Linked DNA regions of Homo sapiens: region 2 is linked to region 1. Evidence: chromatin contacts called from ENCODE Hi-C data. All regions are on one chromosome and are shown on one strand. Each heading gives the region's core, a stretch centred on a gene start or an enhancer-like site at or near the end of the contact. The rest is flanking DNA. Distances are from core to core; before and after follow the strand shown. Region 1 holds the start of PPP3R1 (protein phosphatase 3 regulatory subunit B, alpha). Region 2 holds the start of CCT7 (chaperonin containing TCP1 subunit 7).

Region 1 (7,084 bases), core at 2,576-5,075:
CCATTGTTTATAGAACTCTTTGTGAAATGGTTTCTATGGAGAAATGAGTTTCCAAGATGGAATTTAGATCCTTGGCAAAAACCTCTGCTGCTTAGCAGGAAGGGAATGACCCACTTCTCTTGGCATCTCAGGTGCCTGGGAGCCCTTTCTCAACCACACCCTGGAGTAGGGGGCTAGCTTGCATCCCTGCGTTCTCCTCATTACAAAAAAGAATTCTGAGAAGGAAGGTGATCTATTCCCTATGCAACCTCAGTGTCCACTGAGAAGGGAATCTTGTGGTATGGAACTATGTGGCAAAAAGGTACAAAGTATTCTTACACCTGGAATTCTTAACCTGGGGCATGCATTTTATCTAAGAGGAGAGGCTGAAGTTTCCTCCAACTTTCCATTCTAAAAAGGAACAGACATTGCTTTCAAGTGGTTTTAACTGACTTTCATTTTTGATTGGCATTTTCTTCCTATGTACAAGAAGAGTAGAAAAATCAAACATAGTTTCTAGTTGATGTTAGTAAATATAATCATTACTAAAAGTGGCCATTTGGGGAGTAATACTGTAAATACCTTAAACAACTACAGAAATGGTAATTTGTTTCTCCTGAAACCCTTAAATATTATATATAAAGTAATGGCAGTGATCAGTCCTTTAAGAGTAAGGCAACTTTCTGGATGTCACTGTTATCTTAAAGGTCTACGGAGGAAATAATATCTTGTGACATTTCTAACTTCCTAATGGTAATTGTGGAGACACAGAAGTCTGAGGCTGCCTATGGTCAAACATGACTGTAAACATTACCCACTTTTTTTTTTTTTTTTTGAGACAGAGTCTTGCTCTGCTGCCCAGGCTGGAGTGCAATAGTGGTTCGATCTTGGCTCACTGCAACCTCCATCCCCCAGGTTCAAGCAATTCTCCTGCCTCAGCCTCCCAAGTAGCTGGGATTACAGCTACGTACTAAAACACCCAGCTAATTTTTGTATTTTTCGTAAAGACAGGGTCTCACCAGTTTGGCCAGGCTGATCTTGAACTCCTGACCTCAGGTGATCCACTCACCTTGGCCTCCCAAAGTGCTGGGATTACAGGCGTGAGCCACTTTGCCCGGTCTACTCTCTCTTTCTTAAAACCTTCTTTTCCTTTAATTTTCTACCTAGCAGCTTTATTATCATTTCTGGGTCTTTTCCTTCTCCTATCACTAATTAAATAAGGAAAAATTTGAAGATTTCATTTTAATCCTTTTTAAAATTGATTCCCATATCTCTATTCCTTTCTAACCTGCACTTTCAGCTTCTATTTGGGTGCTTCCACTGGGATAGCTCATCAGCAACTAAAACTTTGCATCTTTAAATCTAAACTCATCTCTTCTCACTCAATAGCCAAACTTTGGACCTCTCCATTTCTCTTAATGTTAACACTATTTCCTGTCATCAAAACGAAAACTGGTCACCTTTTATTTCTCCCTCTCTGTTCCACACATCCACTATGTTGCATAGTCAGTCCATTTTTGCTTCATGTTGTTCATACTCGCCTTTCCTTTCCTCTGCCATTGGTATCCCTTATCACCTCATGCCTACCTGTTACTAATTCTTGTAACTGGCATCCCTGTCTTAAGTGTTTCTCCCTTCAATTTATCTGACATAATTCTTTCTGATAATCATCTAAGAGCTTGTTAAATTTTCTAGGAAAAATAAGCCACAAAGATATGTCCATTACCTCTTCATTTATCTAGTTATTTAAAAACATGTATGCCTTTAGCAGGGCTATTTGGTACATACATTTTTAAAAACACATATGCTTCTGCAGGACTGTTTGGTACCTGTTCCCACTCACACTAAGCTTTACATCAAAATTTAATGGAAAGAGACAAAAAGGAGAATGACTACTTACCATACTTTTCCCCTCAGCCTTTTGATGAAAAACCTATTAAAGGTGCATTTTGGATTTACTTATCTTACTGAATTCAGACTAGTATAAATTGCCTCCAACACAACAAAATTATGGGTTATTTTAAATCCACTGTATTCCAAATAGCTCGAATTCCTTCTTAGTGCATACCCCTTAGTTAAAATAATTTGATTTTCACTGAAAATGTCCAAGGGACACAAACAAATGCAGTTAGCATGATTACCTCTGGTAAGTGGAGAGAGGAAGAATTTTGCATACAGTACTTTTTCTTAAAAAGCACGTCTTTTTATGATAAAAAACTAATTTTAAATAGTATACCTAGAAAACGTTACACATATACCCTAGGGACTTTTTCTTGTTCTGTAATATGTTAGTATCAAATAGCAACATATTTAAATCAAGAAACTTGTGGAAGAAAGTGTCCCTTCTTGGCCTTTCCTTGATACATTCACTGTGTGACACAGCTTGTTATGTCTAAGTTCTTTTCCTTATTCATCCTGACACAGAAGCAAAGTAGCTCCTGAAGGGGGAAGGGGAGGGATGGAGGGGCGGGGAGGGGGGGATTGACAGAGAGAGAAAGACAGAGAGAAAGAGAGACAGGAACCATTTAGTCCTAGGGCAAATCGCTGAGCGTTTATTAGAAAAAAATGCATGCTCATCATATGGAAAAATAATTAGCACATAAAAAGAATAAAGTTCTCATGTAAGGATCATTAAGACTTTTTTAAAAAAAAACAACACAATGGCTTTTTATAAAATGACTCAAAGGCTTTATCAATAAGGAGTTTCCGATCACTCAGAAAACATCCTCTCTCTCTCTCTCACACACACACACACACACACACACACTCTCAAACACACACGAGTGCGGGCGATTATCAAGGCTTGTAAAGGAATAACTGGTTAAAATAGTTGCAAAATGTTTTCTTCGTTATCCTCATCACACCTCTCCTGACAGCTTTATTTCTTCTCTCGAACATAAATTTCCTCCTTATGCTTTTCTGGATGTAATTTCCTATTGTAATCTGAATTTTCTGGGAAGATAATTGCCACAGGAGTGGATATAGCTCTACTAAAAGGATAAGCGGGCAATCTACATTCGAGTTTTTTTCTTTTTTTAAACAAAAACTGATGGACTCCGCCAAAGGGGAGTCTGGACGGTTTATGGGAATGCAGAGCTGGGTGGAAAGTCTTTCTGCGAGTGGGAAGTATCCCTTCTCCTCGTTTGCCCAGGTTCTCCCCACGCCTCGGGCTGCGGCCAGCTTTGGCTCGCTTCTCTGTCTTTGCAACCTGGTTCCTGACTCTGCCAATTCATATTACAGATGGGCCTGCGGGTGCTGCACCGGGGTGACAGCAGTCCTGATGGGCCGTGCAATTCTGTAGTGGATCCAAGTCGGTACACGGATGCACAGATACCTTTGACTGCCTCTCGCAGGACTTGGATTTTTCCTGTTTTTTGGTGCGGCATCCGGGTGGTTCTGACACCCTAAGACTGCTCCTCTGCTCCTCCTCTCCCGCAAGGCTTCCACTCCAGGGCCCCTGTCCCCCTTTCGCTAGCACTCGCGCACCCCTCGCGCTTCCTCCCGCCGGGGAACCCTCGCATTTCCTCCTTCCCCTCCCAGCCTTGCCTTCTTCCCCGCCCGCCTCCAGCCACATGACCGGAAGGGCTCCGCCACGCGACGTCACCGACGTCCGCGCCCCCGCCCCTGGCCTCCCCCCACCCTGCACGCAAGGGGCGGCCGGCTGAGGGGCGAACGTGGTCCGCGCGCTCAGCGTTCCCCAACCAGAGCTCGCCAGAGCGCCGCGGCACTCGCCGCCCAGCGGGGCGCGCAGGTTCCCGGATGTGCGGCGCTCGCGGAAGCCCCGCCCCCGCCCCGCGCGCTGCAGCACTCCGCTTTCCCCTCCCTCTCCGCCCTCCCCTTTTTTCGTGCCTTGAGGTTGCGGGTCAGCGCGAGCCGCTGCAGTGAGTCCGTCACGGCTCCGGCGCGAGCGCGAGGCTGCAGCCCCCGAGTTTCCCGGCCGTCTTCGCCCCCTCTCCCCCTCCTTTCTTCTTCTCTGCCTCTCCTGCCTCTCGCCGCTGCTCCTCCCGCGCTCTCCGGCTCTGAATCTCGACCTTAATTTATTTCCCCCTACCCTGCCCGCTCCCTCGCGTGCCCAATCGCCCGGCCGGCGCGGGCCCCGCGGCGCCGCCTCCCCTCCCCCACGCGCGCCCCCTCCCCGCCGGCGACCCGAGGGCCGCAGCTGGGCCGCCGCCGCCGTTTCCTGCGAGCCAGCCTGAGCGCAACACTTCTCCGAGCCAGCGAGCCAGCGAGCCGCCGACCCGCCGAGCAAAATGGTGAGACCTTGGCTTCCTCGATGCACCATCCCTCCCCCTACTGCCGCCGTCCGGGTCGGGTGCGGGGGCGAGCCCCGACGCCCCCGGTCGGCTGTCCCCCGTGGAAAATTCCAGAGACCCGGGCCCGGCGGGTCCCGCGGCGGTTGCGGGCGAGCCGGAGAGGGCGGCGGGGCGGCTGCTGACAGGACGGCGGCGGGGCCCCCGCGCCCGCCCCCGGCCTCTGCGGGGCGCCCCTCTGCTGCTCGGCCGCCGCCCCGCCGTCGCCCCACCCCCGCGCCGCCGGTCCCGCCCGGCATCGACCCCCGCGGGCACCGCTGACCATCAGCCCGGCGCACTCTCCTTCTCGCGACCCTCCTCCACGTGGAGCACCCCCCTCCCCTCCACACTCACTCTGTTTTTCGAGTTCGAGGGTATTCTGAAATCCTTTGGAAATAACAATATGTGGCAAATGGCACTTTACATAAGACCCACTTACTCTCCAGAGCTGCTGCTGCTTCCACTCACTGCCTGTTTCCCAGCAGTGAGTCTTGGCAGGGAACCCTGCCACTCACTTCCCCTCTCCTGCGAGCGTCGGTTTAGCTGCGGTGCGCAGCCCTGCGGGGTTTCCGTTCGCTGCTGCTTTGCTCGCTGCCCTGGCGAACCGGAAAGATCCAAGGTGTTTGTTCACGAAAACATACGCGAACTTGGTTTGGGAGAAATGGGGGCGCTTAATTTTTCATGCTTCCGTTACTACCAAGGGTTTTTTCATTTTCTTTGGTACCTTCTTGTGTCTCTCTCTTGGAGTGGTTGTTTTTGAATCATGGCGATTTTAATTTGTCTTTCCTTACCCTCACATTAATCCCTAGGTAGAATTCGCTGCTGTAGTGTTTCAGACCGACGCTAGGGGTGTGTCTCCCGCCTCTGTCGCTGCAGCCAAGAAATCAACGACGCCCTTTTAGCCTGTTACCTTACCGGTTCTCTCGCTCGGGGAAGCCCTAGTCGTTAGTTTCCTCTTTGTAATCAAGAGTTGTATACACAGTAGAGAAAGTTCAGAGTGCTATTCCGCGTATATCAGATACTCCATCATGCGATTCAGTTATTAGGCTTTCTCTAAAAGTCTTTGAACAGTTGTCAGAAGACTTAAACTGGTTGACGGTGGGTAATTTCTCGCATCTTTTCCACTGTATGGTATCCCACCCTGTATGTAGAATTTAAGTGCTTCAGTGTACGTGGTGGATTACTGAAGGGAGGAATGCTGTTGCTTACAACTTAAAATCGATTTGGTGAAATCGATTTTAAGGGAAGAACGTGAAATTAGAATATTCAGGTAAGTCAGCTTTTATTTAAAATATAGGGCAAATGAGTAAGTGCTTACTGGTGCACTTAAAACCCAGATTAAGAGCAGACTTAAATGATTGCCGATTTTGATGTGTAGAGAAAGTTTTTCCTTGCCAACTTGCGAGGCAGCTCAGAGAGGCAACTTTGGCACCTGAAAGTCACAAAACAATTTAGGAAGATCATAGCCATTCATCATATAATCTTTTTGTTGGCATAGTCTTTTGAAGTGAAGAATTGCATTTCAGTGCTTTAATAGAATTTCCTTATGCACATGCTTTACTTGAAGGTCAGGATCTTGAAGATCTTTGTTCATTGCAGGGAATGTTTTTACTTAGCTTTATAAACAGCACATTTGAGGAACAATGATCTAGCCTTTTGTTGTTTATATATTATACAGCGAAGTGGTATGGTTTCCAAATAGTAACTCTCTTGCGGTGCACCCCGTCCTCTGTTTTTTGAACAACAGACTGAAACTGGGAAGTTCTCTTTTAGCTCTTCAATTTCTTATTTTCCTGTTAACTCTGTTTTCTTGTCTTTTAAAATATTTTACGGTGTATCAGACGATGTTGTTTCCTGCCAGGTCATTATGTTCCTTTTCTTCCCAGCTCCCTTTTCAGTATTTATTTCCTAATTCAACTGTTGGGTTTTTTTTTTTCCTCTTTCATCCTCCCAATACCATTTCAGGACCTACATAATGTTGGCAGTGGCTTTCCAACTTTAGGGTTATTTTGGTCTGCTGAATACAGTACTGGTTTGAAAGTATCAAGACCATACCCATAACTCAACTTTGCCATATGGGATGTCGATTAACCCAAATAAATCAGGCTTTGGAGTGATCTGGTTAATTTTTCTGGTTAATTGAACATACAATTCTGAAAACTTTCACACCCTTTGGAAAATCTCTCTTAGAACTCTTATTATTTACATTCTGTCAACAGCATTTACAGTATGAAATATCACTAGTTAATTCAAGTATGGAAAGTAAAAAGGCTTATAAGATTTAAATGTACTCTCAAGGATCTTTTCTGACAGGTATTAATTTTAGTTGGTGCCTTAAACGTAGTTTATTTTTTTTTTTCCTGAAAGTTAAAGTCTTTCCCTCCCTTCACCCTTATTTGAGTTTTAAATTGTTAAGCGTCCAGGGAGAATGAAGGTTATATGTTAAAAAAAAAAATCTTGTAAATAGTGAGCTCCTAGGAATTTCCCCTGAACGAGGTGTTTTATATATGTTTTTGTTGAAATAGATAATACGGATTTTGTTCTGGATACTTAAATGAACATAATATAAAGGTAATTGTTTTACGTTTTGTTTCTTAAGGGAACTTTAAATTTTATAAAGGCCTTTTCATGTCTTTGTGCTTTTAAACTTTTAAATTTTTTTTTATCTCCATGATCTGCATCTAGAACTTAAAACAAATTTATTGCCGTCTATAACTGTATGTAGAGTTTTACACAACATATTCTAGTTCAGATTCTGTGGCAAAGGCCACTTTTTAGAAAAAAAAAAACCTGTCTTATGACCAGCGGAATTAAAA
Region 2 (7,084 bases), core at 1,702-4,201, 5.0 Mb before region 1:
CACCACCAGGCCACCAATTCCTCAGAGCTCCAATTCTTCCAAGAAGTTTTCTCTACAGTAATAAACAAGGGCATCTGAATAGGGGAATCCCATAACTTTCTCTTCACTTGCCCTTGCTCGCAACTTTTTATCACCATCCAGCTTAAGTACAAGCTTTCCAAAGACAAGGACCAAAATAACCTTAATTTGAAGAGTGCCAAGATTTGGCCACACATGAAGCAATATTCAGCAGCTTTTGGGGCTGAAAATCCAACTGCTACTTGTAAGTGCTTGACAGCACTGGCTTCTTGACTTTTGGGGAGAAAAGCACTGGCACTACAGTAACACTACATTTACTGAGAGTTCTTAAGCACAATGCAAGAAGAGCTTGGAAGCAGCTAACCACAGATTCCCCAGGTTCCCTATGCTTTGCAGGCCCTGAAGAAACAGCAGGCTGGGTAGAGAGCATCTATGGGGTGGAAAAGGTGGCAGAGCTGGATTGAGTCAAGCCAAGACAAGCAGGATAGGTCCTCTTCTAACAGTTCCCCAGCAGCAGGCACTGTATGCAAAGTCCAGTTTCCATCCCTTAGTTACTTTCAACCTCGCTCCTTTTTTTTATTCCTCTAATAAATAAGAAACAAGGTCGGGTGCGGTGGCTCACGCCTGTAATCCCAGCACTTTGGGAGTCCAAGGTGGGTGAATCACAAGGTCAGGTGTTCGAGACCAGCCTGGTCAACACGGTGAAACCCCGTCTCTACTAAAAATACAAAAATTAGCCAGGCGTGGTGGCGTATGCCTGTAATCCCAGCTACTTGGGAGGCTGAGGCAGGAGAATTGCTTGAACCTGGGAATGGAGGTTGCAGTGAGCCAAGATGGTGCCACTGCACTCCAGCCTGGGCAACAGAGCAAGACTCCATCTCGGGAAAAAAAAAAAAGAAAAAGAAACAAGAGCAGACTCCAGTAATTGGCCACAGGTATAATGGAAGGTTTTGGAATTTCAGCTTACTGATCTTCCTCTTCATCCTACTTTAAAACTTTCACTAAGCATCATTAAGCTTAATGGCTTACAAAACAAGTGTGTCTATGCCAAGGCACACAGCGCTCAACGCCACAAAGGCAAGGACATACATTTTATGCAAGCTGTACCAACATCACAGGACTGAGGTTTCAGGGGACCTTTTCACCTCTCTTTCGATTACAGAAGTATTCTAGAATATCAGGGGCCAATTTGAAGACAGGAAGACTCTTGGAGATAGAAGTTTCACATTCCAAAAATGGGGAGGAGATATCAAGAGCCAATACAGCAGGGAAACGTCAATCTGACAGAGGAGGGGTCAGTTCAGGGAAAATCCAAGTGTGATGATCTAGAGCCCACTGGTGAAGTTTTATCACGGCAGAGAATGGCGGTTCTGATCCCTAGCTGTGTGAATGTGAACCAAAGCTCTTACGGAAGCCCTGGCAGCGGGATGGACTGATTTCAGAGATGAAAGGAAGCAAACAACCACCTCGCCGAGTAAGAGCTAACATTGCTGAGTGCTTACTATCTGCTAGGCACACTGACAAACTGAGAACCAGAAATTAAATAACATGCTCAAAGTCACACAGCTAGTAAGTGGCAGAGCTAAGTTACAAACCTAGGCATTCAGTGTAGCTCCAGAGGCCTTACTCTCAACTGCTGTACTATGCTGCCTCTGCACAGAAGATGAAGACGACTTCAAGAATGAGCAATGCTAGAGACATAAAGGGGAGAGGAAGTACTGTTAAATGCTAATTTCCTTCTACCTTGGGTACAAGCGGGATTCATAGGGCATTTGGTAGAACACCTAAAAGGTGTCTGCGTCCCTAACAGGACAGAGAAAAGCTGCAGGAAGCAGGAAAAGAGCAGAAGATAGAGTCGGACAGGCCAAAATGAATAAGTGAACTGCCAAGTGCACAGAAAGCAGTATCTCAGTCAGGGTCAAACACCACCTCGGAAGCTGGCCCTACTCAATAACAACCCAGGAGATACCATCGAGGCTTGGGACCCACGGAAAGTATCTAAAGCTCCGAGAGACAGAGAAAAGAAGTGTGGGAAGTAGGGCTACAAGGAGCACTTTAGGTGGCTCCAGGACTCACAGCAACTCCCTCGCCCCAAATTTCAAGAAAACGAGACCCAGAGTTAGGTAGCCAACTAGAAAAGCCTTTCTTATGTCACCAGAGTCCGAGCCTGGGTCTTCCCACCTCCGATACAGTGTCTCCATCTACCTTTCCCGTTCTCCTGGCTGAGAGGCTGCAACCCCCAGCAACCACCAGGGCCTGGTACATTCAGTAGGCACTAAAGACGCGTTTATTTAATGACTGAGCGAATGAGTGAATGAATTAAAAGTACTAGGGAAGGCGTCTGCTTCTCTGCACGCTGCGGTGAGGGTCAGCGAGTGAACATAGTGAGTCCCTAGGCGGGCACAATATGAGGTCCCCAATGTGCCTGTGCCGGTTCCAAGAAGCACACGTCTTTACAGCCCGCAAATCTCAGAGCAGCCCCAGCTTCCAAGTCTAGCTGCCGACCGCGTAACCACGGCCGACCTGCACTCGTTTCACGCAAGTCCCGATCATGCGGGGCTAAAAAAGAGGTCCCCGACGTGGGTTCGCGGGCCCGAAGCACCCTGGGACTTGTAGTCCCCAACCGGCCAGCCCAGAGACTCCTCTAAAGCCCCACGCAGCCCTCGCCAACGGCTCCAGCGCCGTGCTCGGGCCGAGCCAGGCCGCGGCTGGCTGGGGTCGCCCCTAAGCTGGGGATCTGGGCGAGGACAGAGGCGGCAAGCAAAAGAGGGTCCTACAGAGCAAGCCCAGGCCGAGCGGCGCCGGCCACCGGCCAGATGGCAGCTGATGGCGACGGATGCGCGAGACGCCACTCACCATCATTTTGGAAGCTTATTCAGCGGCCCGCCACTCTCCCCTCTTCTCCGAGACCGGGCCGCCCAGCAACCCACAATGCCTCGCGCAATAGAAATACCCAGAAGCTTGGGCCGGGAGAGGAAGAGAACGGACCACTTCCGCTACTCTATGGTTCGTTACCACCGACTCGGTGCGGCTAGAAGGACCTGAGGCTGGGCTTCGGGGACTCTCTAGTGAGGGGCGTTCATTAAAGAGGGGTCGCCGCATTTCGGTCGTGCTTCTTAGAGCACGGAGGGTCTTTGCTCGGCCCGCATCACCTACTAACTTAATTCCACCCTCCTCCATCCCCGGACGCCAGACCAAGGAATGCAATAAAGGCAAAAGTGTGGGACGCAAAGTGTGGGATAGGCTGGTGCCAAAGCACTTTACGTGAGCGATCTCATTTAATCCTCACAACCCTATTGCGTTGGTCCTATTAAGGCCATTTTACTGATGACAGAAAGGAGGCTGAGAGGTCAAGGTGTCCAGTGTCACAGTTACATAGTCAGTGTCAACGGGACGAGCGTGGGAAGCTGCCCCCAATGCCCGTTTTCTGGCTTTGCACTGGCCAGAGGCTCCTCGTGGATGGCGTGCGCCAGGCCGCGGCCCCAGCGCCTATCCACGGTGAGCGCGCAAGCGTTGGTGGCACTGGGCGGAAGACCCCCTGGCGCAAGACGAGTGCCTTCCCGTGAAGGCGTGGGGAGGAGGGAAGCGCAGCTGGGAGGAGGGAAGCGCAGCTGGGAGAAGGCTAATCGTCGTCAATCGAGGCGGCCTTGGAGTGGACAGGACCGAGACCGCAAGGGTTAACGGCCTCGACTATCGACAGCTGAAGCAAGTCCGGCTACGGGCACACCTCCAGTGCTTGTCCTCCCTGGCCCGCCCACCGCCAGCGAGGACCCGGAGAGTATGCTGGGGCGGGGCTGAGGCGAAGGCCGGTTGTAGCTGTTAAGAGTTTAAGCCAATCAGCCCCCGGCTCCACTTCTCTCGACCAATAGGAAGTAGGCTAAGGCGCAGAGGCGGAAAGTGTGGCTACATGAGCAGGCGTCAGAGCCAATCAGCCTTGAGCCTCGTTCCCGTCGTCCAGCCCGCGGCGAGAGCGGGTATGTGGGCGGGAGGCCGGAGCAGCTGTCAGGCTGAAGTCCTGCGAGCGACGCGCGGCGGGGCGGCGAGAGGAAACGCGGCGCCGGGCCGGGCCCGGCCCTGGAGATGGTCCCCGGCGCCGCGGGCTGGTGTTGTCTCGTGCTCTGGCTCCCCGCGTGCGTCGCGGCCCACGGTGAGCGGCAACGGGTGGGACTGCGTTGCAGGGCGGGGCTGGCCGTCCAGCTTGCGCGCGTCTCGGGTTGGGGGCCAAGGGTCACCTTGGGGACCCTGCGAGTTCAGAGCAGGACAGGTCTGGGAGCGGGCGGCCGGAATAAGTGGGTGGTGGTCCAAGGACATAAAGTGGGCGCAGCCTGAGGCTGAAGCTCTGACTCCTCACCTTCCCACGACAAAGCAGATCTCCCCACTCGCCCCTCCCCGCCCACTAGCGCCGACCCAGGTGACTTAGGGTGCGACCAGAAGGGACAGCTAAGGAAGGATACTACAGGCTGGAGATATGTATGTGAGCATTCACATGTACACAGGAGCACACATTCCTACACGTGGGCACACACGCACAAACCGTTTACACCTACACAAGCACATAAATGTATACATCTATGCACATAAGTGAGCACATACGTATACCCACAACTTACACAAATAAGCACACACAAAGGCAAGCAAGGGTTGGGGAGGAGGGAGTGAGTTTGACGCTAGTCCAGGAAGGCTTTCTGGGGGTGTATTTGTATCCGAGAGGGAGTCCCCACTCCCAGGACTGTATAGCCCAGTGCCAAGCCATGGGAGCTCTAACTGATGGCTGTGATTTGGGCAGTAAACAAAGACAGCTAAAGCCTTAATGCCATCCTTGGTACACAGTAGTGACTTGGTAGTTTGTTGATAGACTAACAGACTTGTGACAGCAGTTTTCTTTTTTTCTTTTTTTTTTTTTTGAGACGGAGTCTTGCTCTGTCGCCCAGGTTGCAGTGCAGTGGCCCGATCTCGGCTCACTGCAAGCTCCGCCTCCCGGGTTCACGCCATTCTCCTGCCTCAGCCTCCCAAGTAGCTGGGACTACAGGCGCCCACCACCACGCCCGGCTAATTTTTTTGTATTTTTAGTAGAGACGGGGGTTTCACCGTGTTAGCCAGGATGGTCTCGATCTCCTGACCTCGTGATCTGCCCGCCTCGGCCTCCCAAAGTGCTGGGATTACAGGCGTGAGCCACCGCGCCCGCCCATGACAGCAGTTTTTATCTTTCAACATTCCGCAGTCTCTCTGGGTTAAGGAAACCAGGGACTCAAGTCCAGGTACAACATTAAACTTTGGTGCTGAGGAGAAGATCCCATGCCCCAGAAAAATCTAGTGGTCTGGAAATTCTCTTCATCGGTGCTGTGGAGCTAGATATAGTTGTTCACCCATTCAGGAAAGTTTATAGGGCTATCCCTATATTGTAGCCACTGTGCAAGACACTGGTGACTCTTCACTGAATGAAGTTACAAAGTGGAAGAGGCAGATATTTAAAAATTATGAATCCAGGGCAGGTGCGGTGGCTCACGCCTGTAATCCCAGGACTTTGGTAAGCCAAGGTGGGAGGATCACAAGCCCTGGCAACAAGGCGAGACCCCATTCCTATTTAAAAAATGAAAAAAAAAAATCAGCCTGGTCAACATGGCGAAACCCTCTCTACTAAAAAATACAAAAAAAAATTAGCCAGGCATGGTGGCGCACGCCTGTAGTCCCAGCTATTTGGGAGGCTGAGGCATGAGAATCGCTTGAGCCTGGGAGGTGGAGGTTGCTGTGAGGCGAGATGGCGCCACTGCACTCCAGCCTGGGTGATAAAGTGAGACCCTGTCTCAAAAAAAAGAAAAAGAGGCCGGGCGCGGTGGCTCACGCCTGTAATCCCAGCACTTTGGAAGGCCCAGGCGGGTGGATCACGAGGTCAGGAGATAGAGACCATCCTGGCTAACACGGTGAAACCCCGTCTCTACTAAAAATACAAAAAATTCTCCGGGCGTGGTGGCGGGCGCCTGTAGTCCCAGCTACTCCGGAGGCTGAGGCAGGAGAATGGCGTGAACCCGGGAGGCGGAGCTTGCAGCGAGCCTAGATCGCAACACTGCACTCCAGCCTGGGTGACAGAGCGAGACTCCGTCTCAAAAAAAGAAAAAAAGAAAAGTTATGAAAGCTGTATAATTACAAATTATGTTGAAAGTCCCCATTTATTAAAAAGTACATTTGAATGGGTATGGGAGGGCAATCATGAGGCAGAAGCTTTCTCTGAGGAAGTGACATTTAAGGTGTGACCTGAAGGATGACTAGGAAAGAGTCAGGTAAAGGGGTGGAAGTAGGGTGGCGTGGGAGTAGGGGGCCTTCCAGGCTCAGGGAACAGCCTGCAGAAAGACCCAGAGAAGTGAAGACACTGAAAGGCCAGTGTAGCTTGAACACAGGATGGAGGAGATGAGGTTGGAAGAGTGGCCAGGGGCCACAGCAAACAGGGTCTTGTAGGCCACAGTTTAAAAAGAGTTTAAATTTTAAATGCAAAGGGCAGTTATTGAAACCCTAGGTATGGTGATGTGCTCATAATTGCTAAGATGTTTTCGATTTCTGGTTGTTGCTTGGGGAGCAAGAATGGAGGCAGGGAGGCCAGGTAAGAAGCTGAGCTGTCAGGACAAGAGATGATAGTGACTAGACTTAAGGGGATGGCAGTGGGACCAGAAAGTCAACTTTTAAATTTTAGTGAGAATTGCTTTGTACGCAGGCCACTACATCTCTACCCTGAAACTCCCAGGTCTTCAGAGCAAAAATACTAACCCTGGAGCTCTCAGTTTTCCTGGCTTACTGCGTAAGCAGCAGCAGCAGCTGATATAAGCCTCTGGGGTTAATGACTCTGCATCAACTCTATCCTCCCCAGGACAGAGGCCATCTAGCCCCCAACCCTGCCACTAGTGGACCCCGTTGGCTGAAGCCAGGACCCTGAGCCCAGACTATAGCCAGCCCAGCTGAAGACACAGGGTCTGGGATCTGAACCTGAACCAGCTTGTTCCTGGGAGGCTTCTTACCTGTACTCTTTATCCTTCAGGCTTCCGTATCCATGATTATTTGTACTTTCAAGTGCTGA

The links. Hi-C counts contacts between places; a loop is a spot of excess contacts on that map. Pooled maps may share reads with other maps.
Region 2: a map of CD8-positive, alpha-beta T cell shows a loop between it and region 1 (7-fold over the local background). The contact joins the promoter of CCT7 here to the promoter of PPP3R1 in region 1. A Hi-C loop is called at or near these places in 2 of 168 maps with a recorded cell type or tissue (CD8-positive, alpha-beta T cell and naive thymus-derived CD4-positive, alpha-beta T cell) and 9 of 50 pooled maps.

The regions. Positions count from the first base shown.
Region 1 is chr2:68,249,273-68,256,356 of GRCh38, reverse strand. PPP3R1 (protein phosphatase 3 regulatory subunit B, alpha) reads left to right here and starts at 3,825. Exons shown (of 6, transcript NM_000945.4): 1 at 3,825-4,232. The coding sequence starts at 4,230. PPP3R1-AS1 (PPP3R1 and CNRIP1 antisense RNA 1) reads right to left here and starts at 4,754. Exons shown (of 2, transcript XR_001739527.2): 1 at 4,623-4,754. RefSeq lists an enhancer at 2,706-3,375 and silencers at 3,466-3,905, 4,166-4,215, 4,396-4,505.
Region 2 is chr2:73,230,175-73,237,258 of GRCh38, reverse strand. CCT7 (chaperonin containing TCP1 subunit 7) reads right to left here and starts at 2,951. Exons shown (of 12, transcript NM_006429.4): 1 at 2,875-2,951. The coding sequence starts at 2,880. PRADC1 (protease associated domain containing 1) reads left to right here and starts at 4,020. Exons shown (of 5, transcript NM_032319.3): 1 at 4,020-4,165; 2 at 7,046-7,084. The coding sequence starts at 4,099. RefSeq lists enhancers at 3,064-3,133, 3,254-3,303, 2,945-3,476 and a silencer at 3,764-3,973.